Regions from separate parts of the Mus musculus genome. Here region 1 is linked to region 2. Evidence: chromatin loops called from intact Hi-C (ENCODE). Cell type or tissue: left cerebral cortex. All regions are shown on one strand. Links, peaks and the distances in the headings refer to the core of each region. The heading gives the core; the rest is flanking DNA.

Evidence for each region. Peaks named below come from ENCODE experiments on the same cell type or tissue, not always from the same donor. Only the 100,000 strongest peaks of a DNase experiment are listed, where the experiment ranks them.
Region 1: it touches region 2 in a loop (3-fold over the local background); 2 of 42 quality-filtered maps call a loop at or near these places.

Annotation. Positions count from the first base shown.
Region 1 is chr2:138,594,632-138,607,643 of GRCm38, forward strand. The region is part of intron 3 of Gm14061 (a long non-coding RNA gene); the gene reads left to right. Among named protein-coding and RNA genes, the nearest start is that of Gm14061, 20 kb to the left of the region's middle. In left cerebral cortex, for the core only: no CTCF peak of the experiment used is centred there; DNase peaks (open chromatin) are centred at 6,205 and 9,677.
Region 2 is chr2:138,543,943-138,556,954 of GRCm38, forward strand. No RefSeq gene overlaps it. Among named protein-coding and RNA genes, the nearest start is that of Gm14061, 31 kb to the right of the region's middle. In left cerebral cortex, for the core only: no CTCF peak of the experiment used is centred there; DNase peaks (open chromatin) are centred at 7,432 and 7,764; H3K27ac peaks cover 617 bases.

The DNA.
Region 1 (13,012 bases), core at 2,316-10,315, 50 kb after region 2:
TCAGAGAGGCAGTGTGTGTGGGCTTTAAAGTAAGGAGAAATGGGGAATAGTGGGACAGGTTTAATGGTATGTGGTATTAGAGGACTGGGCAGAGTAGGGAGTATGAAGAGACATAAATAACACTAAATAATATTCAAAAAAATTCTTAAGGAAACCCACTAGCACATCAGCTTCCTAAAATATATGCATTACTTCCATCAGTCTGCACTGTTTATATACAGGGAAAAACTTTCACCAATTAGTTTATCCATAGATAATCGATCTCTCGATCACGTTTTGATCTTATGCTCCTCTGGGACCACAGCTTTCACATGCTGCTTCTGTATGTTTGTGGCTGCTTCCAAATTCTGGTGCCCAGGGTATCAACGATCTGAGTCAAACCAGCTAGAATTTAGCCATTCAGACTGCTCTCAGACAAGTATTAGCCCTTGCTCAATATTTTTTGTGCCTCCTGAGAGAAGAGTCCTGATAAGCAAGATTTATTTACAGTCCCCCTGTGGCAGGCTGAACGTGGGAAACATGTCAAATTCTGTGGATTTCCCAATCCTTTGTTCTGGAATTTGATTGTGGTATTACAATGGCCTGTAGCTTATATTCTAAAGTCCTCAGATGTTTGAATACAGACATTGTTAATTTTTCTGTCTCTGTTACTATGTAGGTCTCATTTCGTGCGGTAATTTTAGAAACCAAAGCAAATGAAGAAATACATTTATAATGTTGAATCAAGGCCAAATCACAAAGTTTATTGTATTTTCATTTGTTATAGGGAATGAGTTTTAATGTTAGAGGAAAAAGTTACAATGTGATTCCTTGAGACTCATGAGCCAAGATGGTCCTGACTACTTGAGGATAGAACAGAGCTGTGTTATAACCATCACCTTGACAATAGGAGTTCTGCTAGGGTAGGATGAAAAAAGAAATGTGAAGAAATGAGAAAATTCTTACAGGAATGCCAATGGTACGCTGGTTGCAAAAGAGTCGGGCCCAAATGTGCAATTGGTATAAAATGCATGCTAAGGAGGAGATAGATAGGGTTTTGTTGTTGTTGTTGCTTTTGTTTCTATTTATATTTGTATTTTCTTACTCAAAAGTAAAATTTGAATCATAGAACAACAGTTTTAACTATTTTCATTTATTTATTCTGCAAAAGCATCTTTTGAGGAACATATGGCATCTAAAGATTTAAAGAGTAAAACTCCAAGTGTTGCTTTTAAAGTGTGCCTTTAAATTGTTCCTCTGTGAGCATCCAAGGCTGAATTTTCACAGACATGGACACAGACACGGACACGGACATGGACAGGGACACGTAGACACACCCTCTTCAAGACTTAGGTCTCCTTTCTTTGATGCAGATCTCCTTGCATCTGCTTAGCTTCAATCTTACTCCAATTTGTTCTCAGATTGAACTCACCTTAGTAAGACCGTAAGCCATTGATCTTTCAGCCTTGGAACTTTGCAACTGCCATGTTATTGGCAGTGAGAATAACAGCCTAACAGGTGACTGAAGTGGAAACTTAAGGTTTCTTTGGAAAGACGGTTGGATGGTGTTTGCCTGGGCAAACACCTGAAGGAATATCTTGTTAAAGTGGACACAGGTGTGAAAGGCTAAGGCAGACCAGTGAGGACACAGGAGAGAGGATGTTTTGCTAAAGCAAGCACATGAAAGGACACGTGATGGAGGATTCTTTGCTAAGGACACGCATGTATTGGTCAACCTTACATTGTGTAGTTGTGCTGCATTTGTTGAGATATCATAGAGAGAAATGCATCAAAAACCTTCTGGTGGTGTGCTGCAGTTTGTTGCCACTTCTAAGGACTCAGGCTGAATGGATGTACGTGCTGTGACAAGAGCTGTGAGGCAAGACCCGTACTGAGGCAAGGCCCATGGAGGACATGTGATGTTTGGAGGGTATCAATAGGACTCCACGGAGCGGCAGAGACTGAACTTGTCTTGCTGGTACAGCTAGCTGTGCAACGCTTGTGGGTCTTAAGTCTTCGCTGATCTTTGCTTCCCTGAGAGAGGCACAGCCGAGAACTTCTGGTGTTCCTGTTGGTCCCTCCTGCTGACTTGAGCCAAGGCTGAGGCCTGGCTGTCTCTGCTAGGTTGTGTCACCACTGTTGCTAACCTGACTCTACCAGACTGAACTGCTAATGTATCCAGGAAGTGTTTGCAAGTAGATAGAGCTGCCTCTGCCTGCTGACCTGTGAACTGAACCGTTGTTTTCCAGACAGCACAGGCTGGAGCTGCTCCAAAGAACCTTTCTAAATGGGTCCACTTCCCCTCGTGCTCCCCATATCCTTTCTTTTCTACTACCTCTGCCGGGTGGTGGGCTACAAGAGAGGTTAAAGCATTTGAGAACTATCATTAAAAATAGGATTTGAAAAAAAAATTAAAGTTACAGGTGTCTGTATCTAGGAGATTTCAGCCCTTGTGGAAATGGCTATTAGGGCAGTTGTGAAATGTGTGTCCCACTATCAATTTTATTCTTGCAAATGCTTGTATTCTCAATTGTTTGGAAAAAAGTCTCTTAATTGAGATAATATAGAAAACTGATTTGAGGTTCCTTTCTACCATGGGAGCTTAGTAAATATATACCACCCATGCCTTTATTTGTTTATTTATTTTTATTAATTTTAAACAACGTTTTCCAGGGTAGCTCAGGTTGACTGCAAACCCACTATTCTCCTACCATTGCCTTGCTAGTGCTGGAGCCATAGTGATGTATTCCTATCCCAGTTGTCTCTCACCATCCCCAATATTTTTGTTCTAAGTAGTCAGAGGAAGGTGAGCTGTGGGTATTTGTGAAGAATCAGCCATAGTGTTTCATGAAAACAGAGTAAGTAAACTTGATATATCCTACATGAAACTAATGGTTTATCTATAGTAGAAAGGATTTCTTTAAAATATTTCATGAACATATTGATTTGTTGCTTTCTTCTACGTGTATACATGGCCAACCATATTCTAGGCACCTGATTTACAGAAGTAATAGAACAGAAAAGACACTTTTCTTCGTGGAGTTTAGATTCTAAGGGTGAGAGAAGAGATATAGAAGAGAATAAACATGACTTAGAAGTCTGTTTTATTGTATACTAGAAGATGAACAGTACTAAGAAAATGAAAATAGACTGACAAAAGATATTGGAAGTACAGAAAACAGGATGGACCAATCACACTTTAAACATTGTACTTTAGAACAACCCTGTCTCTGCTACCCATAACCTTAGTCAACCTTTTTAAAATGTTTTTTTAAAGTTCCACTAAATAAATATTTTAAGTTTAGGTGTTTGTGTGCAACCACTTTATAGCTGTCCCTTTCTTGCTTGGTTGGTTTTACATAACATTTTAAAATATGAAAAAGCTTGGCTATCTTGTGGGCTCTATAAGAATATAGAACAGAGTAGATTTCATCAATTGCCAGTGGTTTGCCAGGCTCTCGCCTGAAGTATATCAAATTGAAAAGTTTACTTTCAGGGCCTATGCTTGGATGCACATGGAGGAATGTACACTATCCTGAGGGTTCTCTGTGTTTCCTTCCTTTCTTTCCCTCTCAAGAAGGCCTACCAGAATGCAAATAAGATTGATATGTGTAATAGGAATACATTTTAATCAGCCCTCATAATTGTTAGTATTCGTGGTGACTTAGCTATAGATGACTGGTTTCCCTGTATACAATGCAGGAAAACAGGATGAAGCCCCATATTACTTCCTCAGCAGCAGCCAGCACAGGAGCTAGGGTTAGTCCTCAGTAGTAAATCCTGACTCTGCTACAAAGCTTCCCACACCTGGTGTTCCAGCATTAGCTCACCAGTTACAGGAGTTTGCACAAGGATCCAGAATGACAAAGACCCTCCATCCCCTGTCCAATCTCTCTTTATTCCTGTTTCTTCTTTCCCTGAAACAAAGAGGTAACTGTGTGTATTTGCTATACAAAAGGGAAAAAATATCTAAGGTTGCCATGACTTGATAAAGAGCCAGTGGTTATAATAATATATGAAAACTGAGACTCTCAATGAAACTCATATGTGTGTGTGTGTGTGTGTGTGTGTGTGTGTGTGTATATATATATATAAAACCTTGGCAATGTGATTTTCATTGTGCTATAGGACATTAGGTATGGAAATCCTCACACACATACCTTTTCAACATTTGATGCGCTTGTTAGCAGCATTTCTATTGATCGGACAGAAGAACAAGTAACTGGTTGTACACAGCCGAAACCTGATGGATCAAAGCCCGATCTGTGCCAGGTTGCTTGGGAGCCTTATTGCCCCTTTTTTACAAGCACACGAATATCTGCTTCATTTGTAAATATTCACAACATGTGATGCACTGGGGAAGTTTGGTGATGACTGCTAGCATGACAATTGTCATATTTTAGGCATTTTGAAGAATGTGATTTTAGGCTTTTTGTATCTATGGATACCAACATGGCCTACCTGGCTTGTTTCCATGGTTGCCTTTTAAGTCGGTCTTTGGAGGAAGACCTACGTGATTGATAATTCCTCTCAGCGTGTGGGAGATTTTGCTCTACCTGAGATATCTTGTAAGGCAGGAGACAGAGACCCAGGCTTGGGTGATACCTAGGCCCTCCCTGAATATTTTGTACTACCCATGCAACCACATGATCACTTTCATTTCTGTTTTTAGCTTATCCTAAAGTCACCCTACATTGTTTTTTCTTTTGGCCCAAGCCTGTTCTCGAAGACAATCAAGTGCATTGTTATGCCAACTGTTTCTCTAGTTAGTTGTCAATTCCATAGTAAGCCTCTGTTGGATGGCCCCTCTTACATACTCTGTTTTCTCTGCAGCCCTTTACTTTGTGGAGAGTTGCCTTTTGAAGCCCGACTAGCACATAAGCACCATTGAGCAGAAAACTCATGCCTCTCCTGTCCCCACTGACCCAGGACAGAACCACAGACAGCATATAGAACCACTGCTTGGGAAAGCTTTATTGAATGATGAGATAAAACCCAGCAGAGACACACTGTCGATACATGGGGACGTTTGTAAAATACACATGTCACCTCAGTACATCACGGGGGAAGGCTGCACTGTTATTAGAAGTTCATTGATATAAACTGCAGAAAACACAGGAAGCTTCTAGAAAAGAACACAGTTCACTGTGAGCAAGTTCTGAGAGCTATTTTATCTGCTCATAGCAGTTGGAAATCTTGCTTAGCTTGCAATTGATTTTCCAAACAATGGTGATTAACACAAGCTACAAAAATACCCTCTGAATCATCAAAGAAAATTAGATTCTATTTAACAGAGAACCTGTGAGTTCCCACCAGATGCATCTCTTAATTATTTCAAAATCTGATTCGCTGTTAATCAGGCCGCATGAGTAACGAGAGGAGTTTATTTCCTAGTCTAGCAGGGTAACACTAGGTTTTCGGTGATGTGATCGCTCAAAGACAGTGTATCTGCAAAAATGTCTGGGAGGAAGCAGGAAGCAAATATACCTTAATTCTTCCTAGTTTGGTATATAATCCAATGGTATGGGAAATTGAAACTAAGAAAAAAAATTGAAAATATGAACGGTCAGACTCATCCTCAATAGCCACCAACACACACCTATGGGATGCCAGATGGCAAAATCTCCTTGACTTACTTGCCCAGGACACCTGCACCTAAATTAGACCTTTCTCTGGTGCACTAATTAGAGCTACTCACCTGGGAAGAGTTGGGTTTGGAGAGAGAGACCAACCAGATTGACACTGCCCCAGGCTGTGAAGAAACAACAAAATGAAACATCTAGCTCACCGAGTGGTAAGCCAATCATTATCTTTTTAGTTCAAAGTCCTAAAAATTAGAATACAGAAGATGTGCCGTCAGAGATGGGCCAGCTGGGGATATACAAACAGCGGGTATCGTGGTTCAAACGGCCATGGTAATCTGCTCATGTTTTTTTATTATTATTTTTAATATCCCATGATTGCAACATATGCCTCGTAAGTCTTCAGAATGATGTGAGGTGGTATATCACTGTGTGTGCAAAGAATTCCTAATGACTACAAGCCACTGTGACCAGCTTTCTAAGTGGAGTGAAGGGAACATTTGAGATGTAATAATGAGTTTTAGGCCCAATTCACTCAGGGTGGAGGAAGTTAATAACCACAGGGAAGAATGTATTAGTAAAAGAAGCCACTTTTAATCAGAACAGTAGCAAAGGCTTCAGTTGGGAACATGGAGTGCAGGAGTGGAAGTGAAGGCACAGAAGAGAAAATAGAGTGCCCGCCTACCCTCCTTACTGTAGGAACTCGAAATACATTTTTTTTTGTTTTAATGCACGCTCTTTGTTTTCATGCTAGGAATTGAGGAGTTGGGATAGCTTCCATCATAACAAGAAGTAAAAAGCTGAAAACTGAAAGTCAGCAGCTCTTCTGGAATCTTGAGATAACATGTCAAGCCACTGCCCTCCAAAGCAAAGGTGGACGAGTAGATACAGAGGTTCCCAGCTCCTGTGAACAGAAACCCCAATGTCAGCCCTAGCCAGGATCCAAATGTGTAACTGATGAAGGGCAAGAGGCTCGATGGATAAAGGTGAAAGATAGCATAAGGGTAATCGCTCTTGGTGGGGGGGTGGGGGATATGCCTGTGAATTTTGTTTGCAGGTGTTCTCACAATGAAGATCAGAGGAATCAAGGGTGGGAAAGGCTGGGGAAGCGGGGGTCAATCGGTAAAGAATTGTAGTGTGGAGTATAAGGGAATTTGGTCAAAATACATTGTGTGAAATTCTCAAATAATTAATAAAACATTATCTTCTTAAATTTATTCATAATCCAGCCATTGCCCTCCCCTCTTGATCCCCCTCTCACAATTCCCCACCCCATTCCTCTTTCCCTTGTCTCTGAGAGGATGGTCCCCCACTACCAAGCCTCCCCCATCCCTGGAGCCTTAAATCTCTCAAGGATTAGGCACATCTCTCCCACTGAGGCCAGGCCAGGCAGTTCTCTGCTATATATGTGTCAGGGGCCTCAGACCAGCTCATATATGCTGCCTGGTTGGTGGCACAGTGTCTGGGAGCTCCCAAGGTGTCTAGGTTAGTTGAGACTTCTGGTCTTCCTATGGGTTGCCCCCCTCTTCAGCTTCTTCCATCTTCCTCATAATTCAACCATAGTGGTCTCCAACTTCAGTCCAGTGGTTGGGTGTAGTATCTGTGTTTGTCTCAGTCATCTCCTGATTGGGCCTCTCAGAGAACGGCCATGCTAGGCTCCTGTCCCAAGCACATTATAGCATCAGGAATAGTGTCAGGACTTGCTGTCTCCCCATGAGAAGGATCCTCAGTTGGGCATATCAGTCTCTTCTCCATTTTTATCCCTGCAGTCCTTTTATAAAGGAACACTTCTCAATCAGAAAGTTTGACTGTGGGTTGGTAATACTCTCCCTCCCCTTGAGGTCTTATCTAGTGCAGGTGGACTCTTTGAGTTCTCTCTCTCCACTGTTGGGCATTTCATGTAAGGTCACTCTGAGAGCATCATGTGTTTTGCAGGCAAATGGATGGAACTAGAATATAACATCCTGAGTGAGGTAACCCAGACCCAAAAGGACATATATGTTATATACTCACTAATAAGTGGATATTAGACAAAAAGTACAGAATACCTAGGATACAATCCACAGAATTTAAGGACTTTAACAAGCAGAAAGACCAAGTGAGGATGCATGCGTCAATCCCACTTAGTAGGGGGGGAAGAAAATAACCATGGGAGGCAGAGGAAGGGAGAGAGGGATTTGGGTGGGTAGGGGAACAGAATCAGGTATGGGAGGTGGGAACTTGAGAGGGCCAGCAGAATGAATGGAAATATGCAGCCTCTGAAGGTGGAAGGTGGGGAGACCCTCTAGAAAATCCTAGAGACCTGAGAGGTGAGAGAGTCTCAGAACTCAATGGGAGTGACCTTAGATGTAATATTATCTTTAAAAAAAGAAAGATCAGTGAAAATAACCTGTGCTTCCAGCATAAAAATTGTTGAAGTTTGATCTGTTGCTATGCATTGTAATGCTAATTCTGTAGGAGAAGGTCTAAGCCTACTATCACAAAGGAGCAAATTCTCACACCCACAGGCTTTTGCTGTGTAAATAATATTCCTTGATTTAAAACAATTGGTTAAATAAAATTGGCTACAGCCAATTACTGGAGGGATTAGAGGTAGGAACATTTGGAGTGACCTGGTTGGGGGAGAGAAAGGAGAGGAGGAGATGAAGAAAGGGGCGAGGGAATGGGAGGAGAGGATCCATGAGCAAATGGCCAGGAGAAACAGTAAGTAGCCAAATAGCACTGGAGAGGTAGCCAGGTCAGCAGCCAGAAGAGTAGATTAGGGATGACCCTGAAGAAATTGTCAAGGCCAAATAAAATAACCATAGTCTGAGTCTCATTTATTCCTAAGCTAGTTGGAGATAAGTTTAAATTGATTGAACTACAAAGGGAGGAATAGAGGTGTTTTTCAGTATGCCAAAACATGCTGTTCATAATGAATCCTGACCTCCCAGGGTCCCTAAATGATACACTTGACTCTGGAGTGCACTGTGTACAGAGGAAACTGATGATGATGGGAGAGCAACAGATCTCCTTAGTCACTTGACTGATATCAAAACTTGACTTGGCCACTTACCCTTTTTCCAGTCTGCTTCCTCCTTTGGCCTTTCTTTCTACAGGAGTGTTCCCACGCATGTAAAATATGCAGTAGCCATTTCTTTAATGAGTTTCAGGGTAAAGTGTTCTGAGAGGTATGGTTAAGCACTACCATGGCTAGTGTGTAAAGAATTAAAAAGCCAGCCAGTGGTGGCAAACACCTTTAATCCCAGCACTTGGGAGGCAGAGGCAGGTGGATTTCTGAGTTCGAGGCCAGCCTGGTCTACAGAGTGAGTACCAGGACAGCCAGGGCTACACAGAGAAATCCTGTCTCAAAAAACCAAACCAAACAAACAAACAAAGAAAATATGAAAAAAAAAAAAGAATTAGATTCTTTCTGTGGAAGTTGGAGCCCAAGAAAGAGAACATCATAGCCAGCCTACCTCTCGTTTGCCAATTGAGCGTAACTCCAGCCAATAGAGCTTTGGCAGTGATGAAAATGTTTGTGCTGCCCAACAGAGCAGCCCCTTGCCACATGGAACTATAGAACATTTGAAATATGTCTAGTTCAACACAGAACCTTGAATCTTTAATTTTATGTAATATTAATCTAGACATTGAAGGGTTCTTCCTTTCTAATATTAAAATGCAGAAGCAGAAGATGTATTTAATATGGTCACATTGAGAAGAGGAAGAGAGCCAGTGACCTTCCCCCTCCCATGTCTATCTTCAAGGTCCCAACATGAAGGGAAGGCTTAAATAGATGCTAAGAAATATGCACATGTAAGCAGACCAGCCAAAGTGTTGTTCTCTACTTATCACCGTTTGCATGTTTCCTCAGTAAGTTGAGCCAAATTCTTGGATTTATTGAGACTGTGGGGGCAAGGAAAAGAAGCACCGCCTCTTTAAAGGGATTAAACAGACTGTTTTGCTGTGCTGCCTATGAAAAACAGCAGGTGCAGCGAGATCGAGATCACTTTGACCTTCGTGCAGCCTCTCAAGAGCAACAGAGGAAATTCTCACATGCAAGAGCCTTTTTCTGTACCAGAAGGGACAGATACATCCTTGTCTTCAAGGCAGAGCTTTTAAGATGGGAAATCTGAACAGATTTTGTTAGAAAAACCCTTATTCTTTAAGCCTTCCCACATGGCAGTCATGCGTTCACAGCTTCCTCTTCTTTCTCCACTTTGGTGTAGTAGAAACAATTCTACCTTCTCCTGGCGGCCTTTGTTTCCTTAAGTGTGTCTCCATGTTATGTAAAACTTACATATTACTCTGATAGGGTGGTCTATGCTATGCAATTGGCTTGCCAGATCCAGGTCAGACTCTCATTGTCAGAAATTATTGTTGTATTACCTATATGGAGTTTTAAACTTCAAAGTACCATTTTGAAACTAAAAATGTCTAAAGAGAAAGTAGCTAAAGCCATGATTATTAAATATATATTGGATGATACTGAGATAAGACCCTCCTCCCCAGAGAATCTTGATCCAAAGATTTCTCTGATAGCTGACATACAGATAAGGCTCTGAACAGCTTGTAACACCAGGAACATGTTTTGCCAGCAAAGGCTATGTTAATGGAGAAGGCATTTTGTGAATGGTTTGGATCTTGTCCTGCTGAGACCTGAAAAACTATGATAACCTTAAAATTGTCCCCAATAGCAGGGGAAACGGGGCTGCTTATATACAGGCTCCCATCATTATCTGAGGCTTTACTCTAGGTATGGTCATTGGCATTCTACAACTTCCAGTTCCTGTGGCCAGGTTGCTATTTAGCCAGATACAACTCTGAGAAAACCATATAGCAGCATGAGTAAGTGTAGGAATTTCAGGTCCTGTGTCTGCTCCACCACAGGGCTCAACCACTCATGGAGGCAGGTTGCTGAAAGTCGACCAAACAAGCTTACCCTACACTGTTGCCCAGCAGGTGCTGGGCTGTAGGGCAGCTCCAGGACACTGTTCCAGGGGTGGGGAAGCCGGAGGCTGGGACCATCTGGTTCTCAAACACGCATGTGCCGCTTTGAGCTGCCGGAGAGCTGAGAACAAAGTGGGGCCCATGGGCTAGATCTAGCCTGGGACTGGAGAGAAAGAGGGGAGCTTCAGCTAGTCCCGCCGTGATAGTCCTTGGCTTGTTGGTGGCAGCAGGCTTGAGGTTGGGCTTGGTGGCAGCTGTGGCTGGCAGCGCAGAGAGGACTTTTATGGCTCTGTAGGTGAAGGCCTTCTTCATGGCTCCCACGGAGGATCCTGATGAAGAGTGGTTTTAAGGCATTTACTGTCATGGTGAAAAGTGGATGAGTAAAACCGTACCCCACTTCTCAGGGCGGGCCTGAGGTTGTTTAACCTTTTTGCAGCAAAGAGTGTCTGGGAAGGAAAGCCTATTGGCTAAGCCCTCTAGGCCTTTAGGTACCTCATTAAAATGGAGATCTGTCTTGAGCCTATATGACCACAGGTCATGTCCTTTACCTGTGGAAATGCTTGGAATGTTACCCATATGTGACTGATGGCCACAAATCTATGGGGGAGAGGGGCTGTGGCTAGTGACAGGGCTTGGTGTCCCGGAACAGGCGAACCACCTACTGTCTGTCCCTTCAGGGTTTCTGGAGTTTCAAGCCTTAGCTCAACCAGAAACCAGGTTACGTTTCTCAGTCCCACAAGTAAGAATCTTCATGTATGGTTCACAACTGTCTCCAAGAGCTTCCAGTGACCATTAGGATGAGCTAGGAGTCAATGGACCAAACGTACATTTCTCAGTTATTCAGGAATATCATCAAATTCATCCTAGATACCACTGTACGGTCTGTCCTACATACAGGAGAAGTGCAGATACTTAACCAGAATCAAAGGAAATTGTAAGATGAGAATTTCAGAAATTGAGGCAAAACAGGAAATAGGAACTTCATTATTTTAGGGTCTCAACATCTACATAACCCTATTGTTCCCTCTTTTCACAACAGGAGTTTCTTAACTTCAGGATGTCTCAGACTCTACCAGTCATTTCAGTCACCAACAGCTACAGTGCATGGCACTTGCTTCTCTCAGCCCTTCCCAGAGGGTCCATATCCATGCAGGTCACTCCATGAAAGTGTCTGGTTTGTGCATCCCATTGGTATAGAATTCTGATAGTAGATATGAGCATATTGGTTTGCTAAACTGTATCTACTATAGCTGCATATATATGGTACACTACTAAGATTTTCTTACTTGTGAGAGGCGATCATGGACTACATAGAAATATTCTATAAAAAGAAAGAGAAGAAATAGGAAACAACTGAACATGGTGGTAATCACTTGCATTTCTGGTATCCAAGAGGCCAAGGTCATTTTTGGCTTCATTATGAGTTTGAAGTCAGACTGGAACATATGAGAGCCAATTTTCAACACAACAACAAAAAATTGAAGTAGAATATCAACTACCTATTATATTATTCAGTAAGATAATTTGTAGTTCTGAAAACCCAGACCCAGGCAGATCAAATCATGAAATTATACACATGGTACTAGATGAGTGGAGTTGCTAGTTGAAGCCAGGAATAGACAGTATTTCTCTCCTACACGGCATCTGTCATTTTCTATCCTTTCAAGTTAACATATTCAAGGTGTCTTAAGAGAGAAGTTGACACATATGGACATGCAAAAACCTTAAGTTCCCATTCACCTTCCAGAGAACCACTTGATTGACTTTGGTGTGTTAGACAAGTTCCTATTTCCCATTGATTCTGGTCTCACAAAATAAGTATAAGGAATGAATATAATACATTAGTTGTATGTTGATTGCATGTGAAACCATTAATATTTGAAGCATACATGGGAGATAGCTGATATATTTCTTACACTTTAATATTGCATATACAGCTATTACAAAATTTCTCATGACAGTACTAGAGCGAAAGAAATCCTGGTAGCTTCCAGTCCCCTGGCTACTCTTTGCTTTCAGGCTAATGATGTAACCGTGTTCTAGTGAATAGGATGGATAAGGCCTTGAGTTCCTATTAAAATAAGTAGTCCTTGTTAGCTCACCATCTTCTCTGTGATTCACTTCTCTCCTATGCTTAGAACACAGATGAGATGCCTGGTAGTGTGACAACCACAGAATGGCTAAGCAACAACGAATTACTGAAATTAAAGAATCAGAGTAAGTAACCTGCTGTGAAGGGCATGTTTTTTAAATTTATTTATTTTTTTATTTTTACTTTTTTTGCACAGTTTGTATGTGTGGTGTGACTAGTTTATACATGTTCACACATGCGTATTGATGTGTATCTGCATACCTGAGTGTGAAGGCCAGAGGTTGACATCAGTACTCTTCTCTGGCCATTCTCCTCCTTATATATTGAACAGGGTCTCTCACTTGAGCTCAGAGCTCCCTGATTTGGCCGTTCTAATTAGCCCCTTGCTCCGAGTACCTACTGTCTCTGATTCCCCAGTGCTAAGATC
Region 2 (13,012 bases), core at 3,036-11,035:
AATAGTAGTAATTGACTGCAAAGAACATTTCAAATGCTTCGATTCTGCATGTGCACTTGGCATAGGGTTTGAAGCGTTACTGCCCAAACTCTTCACATACTATCTGTCACCATCAAGGTACCCAGCCCGGTTCTCTATACCCAGCTCCCTGTACCCCCTCCTTTACAAATTACTTCCTCTCTCATTTCTCCTTTTACTGCTTGAGTGCCCTGACAGAACATTAAACTAATAATGGCAGGGATCTTTTTCTAACTTCTTTTCCATGATTTTTTACCACCCAGAAGTGTATTGATTATATATAAACATGGAAATAAATAAAGACTTCAGAAATGAGAAGGAACAAAGTGTATATTGCCAGAGCTCAGTATGGCAAGCAAGTCAGCTTCCAATGTATGCATTCAGTACAGGCTCAATGGTGGGCCCAGGGGTAAGGACGTATTAGGAACAGGGAGAGCTGTGGGCGTCCTCTGTTTTGAGGCTATTGGCATGTTGAGTTGGAGGAATGAATAGATGGGGGCATGTTTGGCTTTATCCTGCTGCTTTTATGTTGGACACAGCACAGATTACACAAGTGCTCAGCTATTGACCTAGTCCTAGGCATTTGAGGGACATTTATTAAGTTTGTGCTTTGGCTTCTTGGCTAGATGTTTTAGGGTGTGGATCAGCATTCTTTTCTGACCCATGGCTTTGTTCGCCATGCCTGTAAATTCAATTTCTCAAGTGCCTCTCTGTTACTTTGGGGCATTTCTTGCATTGGGTTTTCTTCTGGTTTTCCTTTTCTATCCATTTCTACACCCCTGTCTTTCTCTCGCACAAGTCCTGCCAGTTCTCCTGGGGTGCCTCCTCTTTACACTCTCATTGACTACAAATCTCATTATTCTTTGGCCACCCCTAGAGTTTGTGTCCATACTTCCTGCCAGATTCCTGCAATGTCTAAATGGAAATACACACAGGTGTAACCTTGTCTCTACACTCAGCATTCCAGCCCTCCCCTATTGTAAGCCCATTATTTGTGTGTGTGTGTATGTGTTTGTGTGTGAGACGTATGTGTGTACATGACTGTGAATGTATGTATGCCATAGCATGTGTTTCAGAGAAGTAGAAAGGGAATTTGTGGGTATCAGTTCTCTCAACTGTGTGGGTTCTGGAGATCCAACTCAGGCCCTTGGACTTGTCAACAAAAGCTTTTATCCACTGAGCAACTAACTTTGTCTGCTCTCATATTCCATTTTAATTGCCTTCAAGGACATATAGGATCATAATATATTTTGCTACTGCTTCATTGGGATCATATTCAGCCTTGGGTGTTTTCTGTACTATTTAAGTGAGACCATTGTTTTAATCAACTGCCTTCTGTACTCTCCCTATCCTTCTCTTCCTCATTTCTCTGTCTTCTTCCTTTGCCTCAATTACCTCTGCCTTCTTAGTGCACATTTATTGTATAAAGTGATAGGCATCATGATGACAATTTTCGTCAAATATATCATGTACTTTAATCATATTCACATCCTATTACCCACATTTCCTTTCCCCATCTTGGTCCTCCTCTTTCACTCCTAAAATTGTTTTCTCCCTCACACACACACACACACACACACACACACACACACACCCTAGGTTCTACATATGAAAGGAAACGTGACATTTGCCTGTCTAATTCTGCCTTGTTTTGCTTCCTGTGATGATCTACATTTCCTTCAATTACCTGCAGTTGACAGAATTGCATTTTTATTTGCAGCAGAATAAGGCGCCATCGTGTATCTATGGCACTTTTTTTTTTTTGTCCATACATCTATTGATGGACACATGGGCTGGTTCTGTAACTTAGCTATTATAAAATTCTGCTATATCACAAGTGGGGAGATTTGTCTATAGTAAGCTGATTTTGATTATGTAGTTTGATTTTCAGTGTTTTGAGAAAACTCCAGTCTTATTTACATAGTGGATTTGTCAAGTTACATCATCATAAACAAGGTATAAATGTTCCTTTCCCCTTATATTATTGTCAGCATTTTGTTTTTTAACTGATAGCCATTCTGTCAGGAGTGAGATGGAATCTCAATGGAGTTTTGATTGGCATTTTTTGATGGCTGAGGACGCTGAATTTGTTTTCATGTATCTATTGGCCATCTGTATTTTGACATTCAAGAAAGAAGTGTTTTTGTCTTATTTGCCAGTTTATTGACAGAATGTGTGTGTGTGTGTGTGTGTGTGTGTGTGTGTGCACAAAAGTATGTATGTAAGTATATGTGTGTGGGTGTATGTATGTATGTGTATGTATATTTGTGTGTGTGTGTGTGTGTGTATATGTGTGTGTGTGTGTGTGTGTGTGTGTGTATGTGTAAACTTTTAGTTTCTTCACTTATTCTAGGTACTAATAGTCTGTCAGATGTTTATCTGGCAAAGCTTTCTTGTCAGTCTGTAGTTGCCTCTTCAATGTTAATTGGTTTTGTTTGTTTGTTTGTTTTTGAAAATTATTTCTGTGAGCTATTAGAGACCTTTCAAACCACCCTTGCCTATGTTTGTGTCTTCATGTTTCCCCCTAGTAATTTCAGAGTCCCGAGTCTTATACTAAGGCCTTTATTCAGGCTTCAAACTCAGTTTTGAACTCTGAGGAAAGTGGTCCTCATACCCATTCCCATGTTAATCTGCGCAGCCTCAGAAGACTGGACTTGTTGATGTTCTCTCATGGAAGGAGAGATGTGAAGGGTCACTAGGCCCAAACACCCATTCTCTCCAGTGGAAACTCCCAAGCAGCATGTAACCCTGCTCCTAGACATGGCATTAGGGTGGCATGCAGGTTATACAGGAGGTATAGAGCAACTGAAGGAGCCTCCACATATGAGCTTTTGGGTGTGTTAGCACACATGCTGGATGGGACGTTTCTGTAACATAGCTGTTTTCCGGTCAGCCAGTGTCAGCCATCCATCTCCTGTGAGTAAATACCAGAGGCACATTGTTTCACCCATGATGGACTTGGTATCATTGCTTGTCTCTCATCAGTGGCCTGAGTCAAAGAGATGATCATTCTTTTCTCATCCCCAAAAAAGCAATACAACAGTAGCCCAGGCTGGCCTTGAACTCCCATCTCACTGCCTCACCCTGGAAAGTACAGGAATTGTGGGTGCACCATCACCCCCTACTCTTTCAACTTTTCTCTATCATGAAATCTTACCCCCTCATTTGCTTCTTTCTCAACAGTTATGACTAAAATCTATAGGTTTTGGGTAGTTCCAAAGACCAACACTTTCCCTCTGTTCTCTCAACAACAAAAATAAGTAGAAAAGGAAGGTGTGCTTTTGTTCATTAAGTTCCTTGTAGTTCCTGCGCTTATATGAACTTTCCATGTGACATTACCATAGCAGGAAGCCTTCTCCATACTGAGCACAGACTTCTTTACTTGAGATCATCCCTGTGCAGCAGAGGATTTGACATAGAACCAAGAAAAATAATATCTACACTATTAAAAGTTAGGAGCTTAAAATAAATAGAGGCTCAGAGAAAAGAACCCATGGAAAGAGACATCAGGGTCCACACTCCATGGCTCCTTTCTTTTGGTTTAAATGGCTTTTTACAAATGGGCCAAGCATCACTTGCTATAATTTTGATGAATACTGTGTGTACATTCTCCCTTTGCCCTGGTTAGGATGTGGGAGGACAGGAAGCAAGTGTGACATAGTGTATTTATAAAGCCAAGTCAGGCCTGGTTCACCAAGGACTCTTAAATGCTATTGATAAATAATGCATACACAGAAGCTCCAGTTTGGAATTGAATTAAATCCTGAGTTCAAATGTGTTCTCTCTCTGCTTATATCTACCTCATTTCCTAGAAAAATGTGTCAGTGAAGTTCAGTATCAGTAGCTTAGAGGAGTAAGAAACAAACCCTAGAGAAATAGTGCGTGTTTCTGGCTTTGGCCTAGAAACAGATTTTCAGCTTCCTACAGTGATACCGTGGCAGGCACAACATTGCTCTTCGAGCTGATTTGAGAACAGAACGCTAAGATGGCCTCACAGAAGTGGCTAATAACTGCATTCTAAACCCCATTTGTACAAGACTTAAGGGAGGTGCAGTATTCCATAAGCCCTGTAAACATGGGATTTGTTATAGGCGTTGAGAAGTATACATGCCATAATGAAAGCTGTCTAGAGAACAGAAGCTATCAGATACAGAAGAGTCTGGTCCTGTTGATGAAGGACACAAATCCACTTGAGACATACTAGAGCAAGCTTTATGAGAGTGCGCATTTGATAAAAATAATAGAGTGAAAAAAGCTATGGGCTATTTCTTACCCTAGAAACTTTTAGATAAAGAAAACTGGGTGGACTAATTTACAGAGGGTATAAAAGATGGGATACAAGGGGGTGGGGGTGGAGAAAGACAATGTACAGTCTATGGAGGGACACAATCAGTCTCACCTGGGAGCTCACAGAAGCATCTAATCTCTAAATCAAAATCTAAAGGACTGGGGCTATTCATCTCGGTATTAGTAAGTACTCTACATCTCTGAGATGCATACTAACCATTGAGAACAGCCTTTGTCTTTATAGAACAGGTAGAACCAGCCAGAACTAAGCATCGGGGCCAGGAGTTGGACTTCTGTGTTTCCCTTTCTGATTCTTCTGAGTATGTATTTCATAGGGCACATTTCTCTGTATCCACAGCCTCTTCCTCCTATGGCATCCTTCCTAAGGTGAGTTAACTGGGGTCAAAGAGATGGCTAAGCCATTAAGAACACTTGCTACTCTCATGGAAGATCAAGCATCAGTTCCCAGAATCCACTTGGCTTACAATCAACTGAATGAAACTCCAGTTCCAGGCTTGTGACACTCTGCAGGCCTCCAGGATGCACATGGCATACCTACATACATGCAGGCAAAACACTCCTACACAAAATAAAAGTAAATAAATCTTAAGAAAACAATGAGGTAATTATCATTCATCAGAAGGCTGAATTCTAACATGAGCCAAATTCTCTATGTCTGAGGCGTTTATATGATACAACAAGTGGAAAATTCTAAACCTAATCTCATGTGACATGATGCCATTGAAATAGTCATTTTTTTTACCCAAACTCTTTTCTTTTGATCTGCTAAGTCAAGCTGCTGAATTTGAACCTTTATCCAGCCTGGCCTTCAGAAACCTGCTTTACTAATGCCTGTGAGAAGCTGAATGAAGCTCAGGTCTTCCTCAGGCTTGACTTCAGTGGTTCTCTACCATGAGCTCAGCAGGCTCAAACCTGTGCTTCAGTTCATTCCAATTCACGGCATGTGGTGCAGAGTCTGCAGGTCTCAGCTGGCAACAAAACTCTGATTAGTGAATGAGTTTCTGACTCATAGGATCCACACACTCTACTGCCTCTCAAGATCTTTTTTATTTAATGTCAAAATGGCCTGGAGTCGAACTGTGCTTAGATGTCAATATGGTTGGTAGTTGAGCTCTGTGTCAGTGTTGACTGTAAGTAGGCTCATAGATCTTTGCTTTTAGCCGTTTTGTGGGATATAGGGTTGACTAGAGTGGAAAAAAGAGAGTCTCAGGGGGTTAATAAATCGGAGAAGATGGGGTGTTTGCTTTACAGTGCTGATGACCAGACTTTTTTTTAAATTAAATTGTTTTATTTATTTACATTCCAACTGTTGCCCTTCCTCCCAGCTGCACCCTCAGAATTTTTCACCTCATCCTTCCCTCCCCTTTGTCTCTGAGAGGGTGCTCCCCCCGACCCCTGCCAACTATGCCTTTCCCCACCCTGCAAGTCCCTTCCCTGGGGCATCAAGTCTTTATAGAATTAGGTGCATCCTCTCCCACTGAGGCCAGACAAGGCAGTCTTCTGCTACATATAAGCCAGGCAGGGCAGTGTGTGTGTGTGTGTGTGTGTGTGTGTGATGGGCCAACCCATGTATACTCTTTGATTGGTGGCTTGGTCTCTGGGAATTCTGAGGGGACCAGGTTAGTTACTGTTCTTCCTATGGGGTGGCCATCCCTTTCAAGTCATTCCATCCTTTCCCTAACTTTTCCATAGAGGTGACTGTCCTCATTCCAATGGTTGGCTGGAAGTATTTGTATCTGTCTCTGTCAGCTGCTGGTAGAGCCTCTCAGAGGATAGCCACGTTAAACTTCTGTCTGCAAGCACAATATAACATCAGTAATAGTGTCAGTGTTTAGTGCCTGCGCATGGGATGGATCCTAGTTAGGCCGGTCTTTGAATGGCCTTTTCTTCAGTCTCTGCTCCATTTTTGTCCCTGCATTTTTTTTTTTAAAGACAGGATCCATCCTGGCAGATCCTGCTTTTATTATTATTATTATTATTATTATTATTATTATTATTATTATTTGTATGTATGTTCATAAGAGAAATTGGTTAATAAGAGTCTTTCCTGAATTGGTATGATGGAGCAACAAATATTAAAACAATAGTTTTAAAAAACCATATTTCTATAATCAGGTACTTATAAAGAACAACTGATTTTTCAAATTGAATGATTTTATAGGCGGGAATTCTGCTTAGCACTTTTGCAATGCGTAGAGTCCCAGTGTCATTAGAACATAATATTCTGCTATTGAAACAGTTTCACTTAAATGGCAAGAATATACAGAGTTTACCACAAAGACAAAATGAGAGGCATAGGACTTATCCTAAGTAATATAGAGTTAAGTAGGGCTACAGACTAGCAAACAGGTAAGGAAGACACTGTATGAATACTGCCATAAGAGGAGAGCCAATGCTCCAGGGGCCCAGGACTTTGGGGTGAATAGCGCGCACGCGCGCGCACACATATACACACACACACACACACACACACACACACACACACGCACACGCACACGTGCGCGCGCGCACACACACATTGTCTATGCATGGGTATATGCAGGAATACTTATTAACATCACACAGTTCAATTACAACCAGAGACATTCTTTTGAGATGTGTTCGCCTCAAGTACTGATCTGCATTGGGTTTTGAAATAAAATTTCTTTTTCTTCTTCATTGGAAAGAAAATATTTGGATGAATTTTTCTATTTTATGCCAACACAGATTAAATAATGAAATATGTTTCTGGATCCTGAAAGTGTAAGTTAATGTATTTGACAAGATTTCTGTTCAGTTTTGCTAGTTCAGATTCCCTTTCCCCTAATTATTCATTTTCTGCAAACTTCCTTTTTATTAACATATGTTACCTTGTACATTTTTCCACATGTCTATTTTATCAATGTTCTTTTTTTTTTTTTATGTCAAATGCTACTGGCTTGTGTTTTTCTTTTATTTTCTTAAGGACTGCAGTTTCTCTGTAGTCTGTCCTTACAATCTATAAAGCATTCTGGCCTGGAGGACTTTCCACAAGTCATCCCTGTGTAGGAGGTGCTGTTACTGTTGCCATTCTTGAGATGACCCTGGGGGAGCAGGTAGGCTATGTAGCTTCCACTGGGTTTTAAATGAGCACAGGCAGCTTCAGACCTACTGTGTGTGGGTTTAGCAGCAGTTCCTCTTAGCAATCCTAAAATATCTCAGATAACTGCATCTTAGACATACATAAATTATCTGGCTCTAGAATGCATGAATTTTCTTGTTCTGTTTTCAAATTCACTAATTGCTCTTTTTAGTTTTCTTTAAATTCATTTAGTTTCCTTCACATTTCTCCTTTAGATAGTCCACGTGCAATGCTTCTTTCTCTTTTAGTTTCAAAACCAACGTTCCGTTAAATTTGGCACAAAGCCGCCTCCATATGAGCAAGCTGCAACCTAATCTAGTGTATAAATGAGCTGCAACTGAACTGCTATATTCTTGCAATAAGTAGCCAAGTCTCTGCAAACCAAGCAGCTGGGCTCTCAGCTGATCACAGCCTGCTGACTGCTCAGTGTGTCCAAAGAACGCTTTTCTCCATCCAACTATTTTTACATGTCACTTCCTGGTTCAGCTTGCTACCTGATTCATGAATCTCCTCTCTGCTTAAGTAAATAAACTGCTAAATTTAGTCCATTTAAAGATGTTCTTGCAACAGTAATGAGAGGTTTGAACACAAAACCGAGGGAAGCATGCAGTACCTCACTATCTCATATAAATGGTCTCTTGATTATTACTCTGTGCATATTCTCAGTTATAAGCATTGTCCTCTATTGTGACCAAGCAATTACTCAGAAGCGCACAGAGGCATTAATTTCCAAATAATTAGATTTTATTTGATTACTTTCTTTAGTAATTTCTATTTTTACTGAACAATAATAAGAGTATGTGATTTCTACTATTTTCAACTCTTGGATCTGTTAAGATCTTTTGGGATCTCTTTCAATAGAGAAATAGGGTCTTTACTGAAAGGGAAAATTTTTTTTCAGAGTAAATGAAAACATTTAGCTATGTCTAATAAATATTCAAGACTATAATGTTAAAATTAAGAGCCAAAGAAAAGGGAGAAAAGAAAAATATTGTCTGTACAGTGTTGATTAAAACTAATAATCAACTCCAGTTCCATTTGCATTAAACTTTGTATGTTTTCTTCTTCAGGAGAGCCTTTCCTCTCTATGTGGACTATATTTTATTGATGCTTATTCTGTAGTTTAGAAATGTATCTATTATTATCTATACTTCCTGATAACCTTAAGTTTGTAAAGGACACCTCCTCAGAGGAGAAGCAGCCCCTTTCTCTCTTCATGTGAAGAATACTCCATGGCTCTCATTTTGTTAGACACCCCTCAATTCCCAACATAGTCTCTCACATTTGTTAAAAACCAAGATTACGACTAATGAGTCACTGGTTGAACCACAAACCCCTTCATCTTCAGGAACTCTTTGACACAGTAAATCCCGAAACTATTTCCATATACTTGCTATTTCATTAATGTATCTGAGTTGTTTCTATATTTATGTATTTCTATCCTGCAGTGGAATTCTCCTGAATTTGTGCTCTGTGTGTAATATTTTAGAAAAATGGGTTAAATTGTTTGATCTTAAAATGTCTTCAGATAATTTCAGTAGTGCAGTTCTGCTGAGTATGAAATGGAAATTTTGCAATTCAAAGTGTACAGGCATTTATTTACTTGATAATAAGTATTTACATGATACTTATTATAGTATAGTACTATACAACATCAACCTGGGCACTTTATTGGCTGTGCCCTCTTTGAATACTCCAACTTTTACTTCCTCTTTATTCTAGGAAATAAATATCCAGTGTGGTCTCCACAGAGGGTCTTTTACGCTCCCTTGCATTCGAACATGGCTTTCCTTCTGGACAGAAGGGCTGTCTTCACCAGAGAACTGAAGGCTTTAACTCCATTTTAAGTGAGTGAACTGAATTTTCCGTTTTACTTCAGCCAGCCTTCATGAATCTAGTTCAGTAACCTCTTTGCATTGCAAGTGAGTTCCTCTGAATTGACGCTAGCCTCTTCTATAGAGAGAAATGGTGATATAGTGCAGATTTTATTATAGATTGTAGGCTCTAGTTAATAATTAGATATCTGAAGGAAACTTTTATAGCCCATATAGTAAAGAGAAACAGAGGGGTATATTGGTGTGTTCAGGTGGGATCTTTTTGAGCTCTCCTTCTCTTCTCATGGAGTTGAGCTAGAAGTGAATCAAACATTCTTCTCCTCCCATCTGACTTTCCTCTACCCTCACACCAATATGATTGGCCCCAAAGCTCTCCTTCCATGTTCTTTCTGATTATATTCTCTCCTACAAAGCATATCCGTGTTTAAACAAATATTTCAAGACATGAAACGTGACTCAAAACCTTCTTTTCCTTATTCTGGCACCTTGAGTGAATGAAGCTGCAGTCTTCTAAGAATGCAGAAGAGAGACTCGAACAGGATCTGGGGTGGAGGGAGAACTTTTGTGCTGACAAAGAGATTGATTTCTGAGCGTTTGAAATGTCCTTTTCTCAGGATGTAGTACAAAATGTAAGCATGGATCATTATTTTTTTTTTCTGCCTCCTGGGGGCCTTGCTTTGAACTCGGTACATAGCAGATGCTGTGCAGAGAATAAAGTACTTGATTCCATCCATCCACCTCCATTGTCATTCTCAAACATCCCCCCCCACCACCACACACACATACATAATGTCTATTCCTTGAACTTGTGTTTGCATTATTAGCAATTCTTGTGTTCCTCCTCCTTTTCTTCTTCTTGTTATCTTGTTGAAATTTTAGGGATTTTAATGAAAGGTAGAGAAAAAGTGTAGCTGTCTCAATTTCAATTGCATTGTTACCATTTAATTAAGGAAAAGTGTGCACATACTCTAAGGGAAAACATTGTAGAAATGTCTAATGAAATACAAACAATAGTACTGTGTGGGCTCCTCTTTGGATTTCCTTCCAGTAAACATAGAGGACACTGTAGCACAAACCTCCACTTTCCTGTCACCAACCGAGTTGCTCTTCAGATCTGTTATGGGCACATTGTTCTAACTTACAGTTCATATATGCGGCTTGAGTACTTCGGATTCAAAATACCTGTCCCCAGAAATATTTTTCAAATGATATTAGTTTCTTCTTTTGAATTTAGGAATATTAAATATATGGAGTAAGGTATCTTGGGAATGGAACCCCAAGATTTCTATAACATGAAATTCATTGTTTGTAGATATCTTAAAACAGCTTGAAGAAACTTTTATGTAGTATTTTTAAAATTTTATCTGTATTTTGATTGAAATCTGTCACATGAGGTCAAATGGAGAATTTTCCTACTTTGTCAAAATTCACTGTTTGGGACTTTGCAGATGAAAGATGTTCAACTAGTGACTGCCTGAAGAGTTTAGCCTCAGACTCAGCGAATAGGAATTCTTGGAACCATAGAGGGGAAATGTAGTTCCTTACACAGACCCTTCAGCCAGATCTCCCCTAAATCCACATTCTAGTGCTGTTACCTACAAATGGCTCCACTGTGCTGGTTCCTAAACACCTGCATTTTCCATCACAGAAAGGAGAACATGCAAACATCCTTTCGATGAACAGACACTGTGATGGTAGAATACAGGTATTGTAGGCAATTAACACAGTAAAGCCAGACAGGAATAGCTGACATGTTATAAATATTCAATGAATGCTCTTTGCTTTTCTTAAAAGAACCAGCTTTCCCTCTTGAATATTTTTAAAATTATATACAACTTAAAGCCCAATTAAGCGCCTTTTGTCTAGGATGCCTTGACTAGTCACTATTCTTCATATTCCAGCCAAATTGTTGCCTAGGATATTCCTAAGGTTTTATTTCTTAATTTTGCTATCTGTCAGAGTTGCTCAGGCGACCGGGGAGCTACGTGACTTTTTCTTTTGCTTCTCTCTGCTGGGTTGTGGGAGTAATGTTATTGACTATAAAGTTTTCATGAAATTGCTCACTGTCATTTCCAGGACACCCACGGCAGTGATTAACCCAGCATGGAGAGTGCATCGCCAAATACCGTGATGAGTTGTGTGCAAAACTTTAAAATAGCTTGCTCTCTCATCTCTAACCAATGCTCCCATTAGGCAGAGTGGGCTACAACCTTGCTGGGGAGTGGGTGGTGCAGAAATGCTTGAAAGATTCTCTATTGAATGGATTCCTCATTTTCACTTGGTAGTTGTGATTCAAAGATGGCCTTTCAGTCTGGCTTGTTTAGCACACAGCCATCCAGCAAGAGGACTGTTGGGGAGGTAGGTAGCTCATTCTGCCTCCCCAGCACACCTCGTGGGTGAGCATAGCTGCCCTTAGGATTCTGGGAAGAACAAGCTGGAGTCCTGCTCTCGACGGCTGACAGGGTTATTGATTGACCTGGTTGGATGAGTGTCTTCCTTTTAGCACTGGGAACTTTGACACCCTGGGCACCTCCTCAGACCTGAGTAAGCTGGGACAGGCAGAGACCTTACACAAAAGTAAACATCCACTTTCTCTTAATGACCAGGTCTATGAACGTAGGTAAGCATTAAGCCTTCTACCGGCAGATTTCCACTTTATGATGTGATAATGTCTTCTTCACAGTGTGGTAGGAATAAGATGCTATATTGTTATCAAGGCCAGGCATGGTATAGACTTGGGAGGCAGAGACAAGAGGATCATGAATTTAAGGCCAGCATGTGGTGCACAGTGAGATTCTATTTTATATTTAAAAGATTAAAACAAACAAACAAACAAACAAACAACCCTACCAACCAACCAAGCAAACATGCTTTGTGCCCTGTGAGGCAATGTGTCAGTGTCAGCTGATTTTGTCATGAAAGCTATTGTTCTTTTGGCCCTATCAGACTAGTTTACAGGATGAAATTTAAAAGAGGCTGTGGTTTTTAACCCAGCTATCTCCCAAATGAAAACCTATTTTTTTCAACAAGTTTTAAGTGCAACAACTAAGCAGATATCCCTAACCCTCTATGCTATTTTCCAGCCGTATGCCTTGAGTTACTTGCATTTAGTCTCCCTTTGCTTGCTCTGCTGTAGTTGTCTGTCCTCATGTAGAACACTCGTGGCAATTCTGCTTCATGCTCAACCTCACTGTGACTGTCTCTTTTTTCTCTACCTGGTGGCCTTTCTTCTGGACCTTCACCTGTCTCATAGATAACTCGTAGTTCCTGGCCTCCCTGGGACCCCTGGCTGGGATCAGAAGCCCAACCTTTCTACCTCCTCTGCCCAGTCATTTGGCTGTTCATCCTTTTATTAACCAATCAGAGGTAATTGGGGAACATTCTTTACACCACATTGATTCTTCAATATTCATGACAATGCCTATGTCCAGACTGTAACTATATCTCGAGGCATGGAAATCAGCCTCTGAGTACACAGTGCACAAGATCTTCCTCAACACTACACTGATGGTTCCAGAATAGAGATAATTTCCCAAGGCTTAAACTCTTTATTTTGAAGTCTTCTTCAAAGCAGTAGCAAACACGAATTCAAGTGAATTGCCTAGGAATTGGCAGAAGATGTGAACATGGGACCCAGGGGTTCTTGCTTATACTTTGGGTATAGGTGCCCATTCAGACCTTTAACGTGGCCTTACTCAAACCTGCTATTCTAACCTGCAGACGAAAGGGCCATTTTTCTCAGAATTGGTGC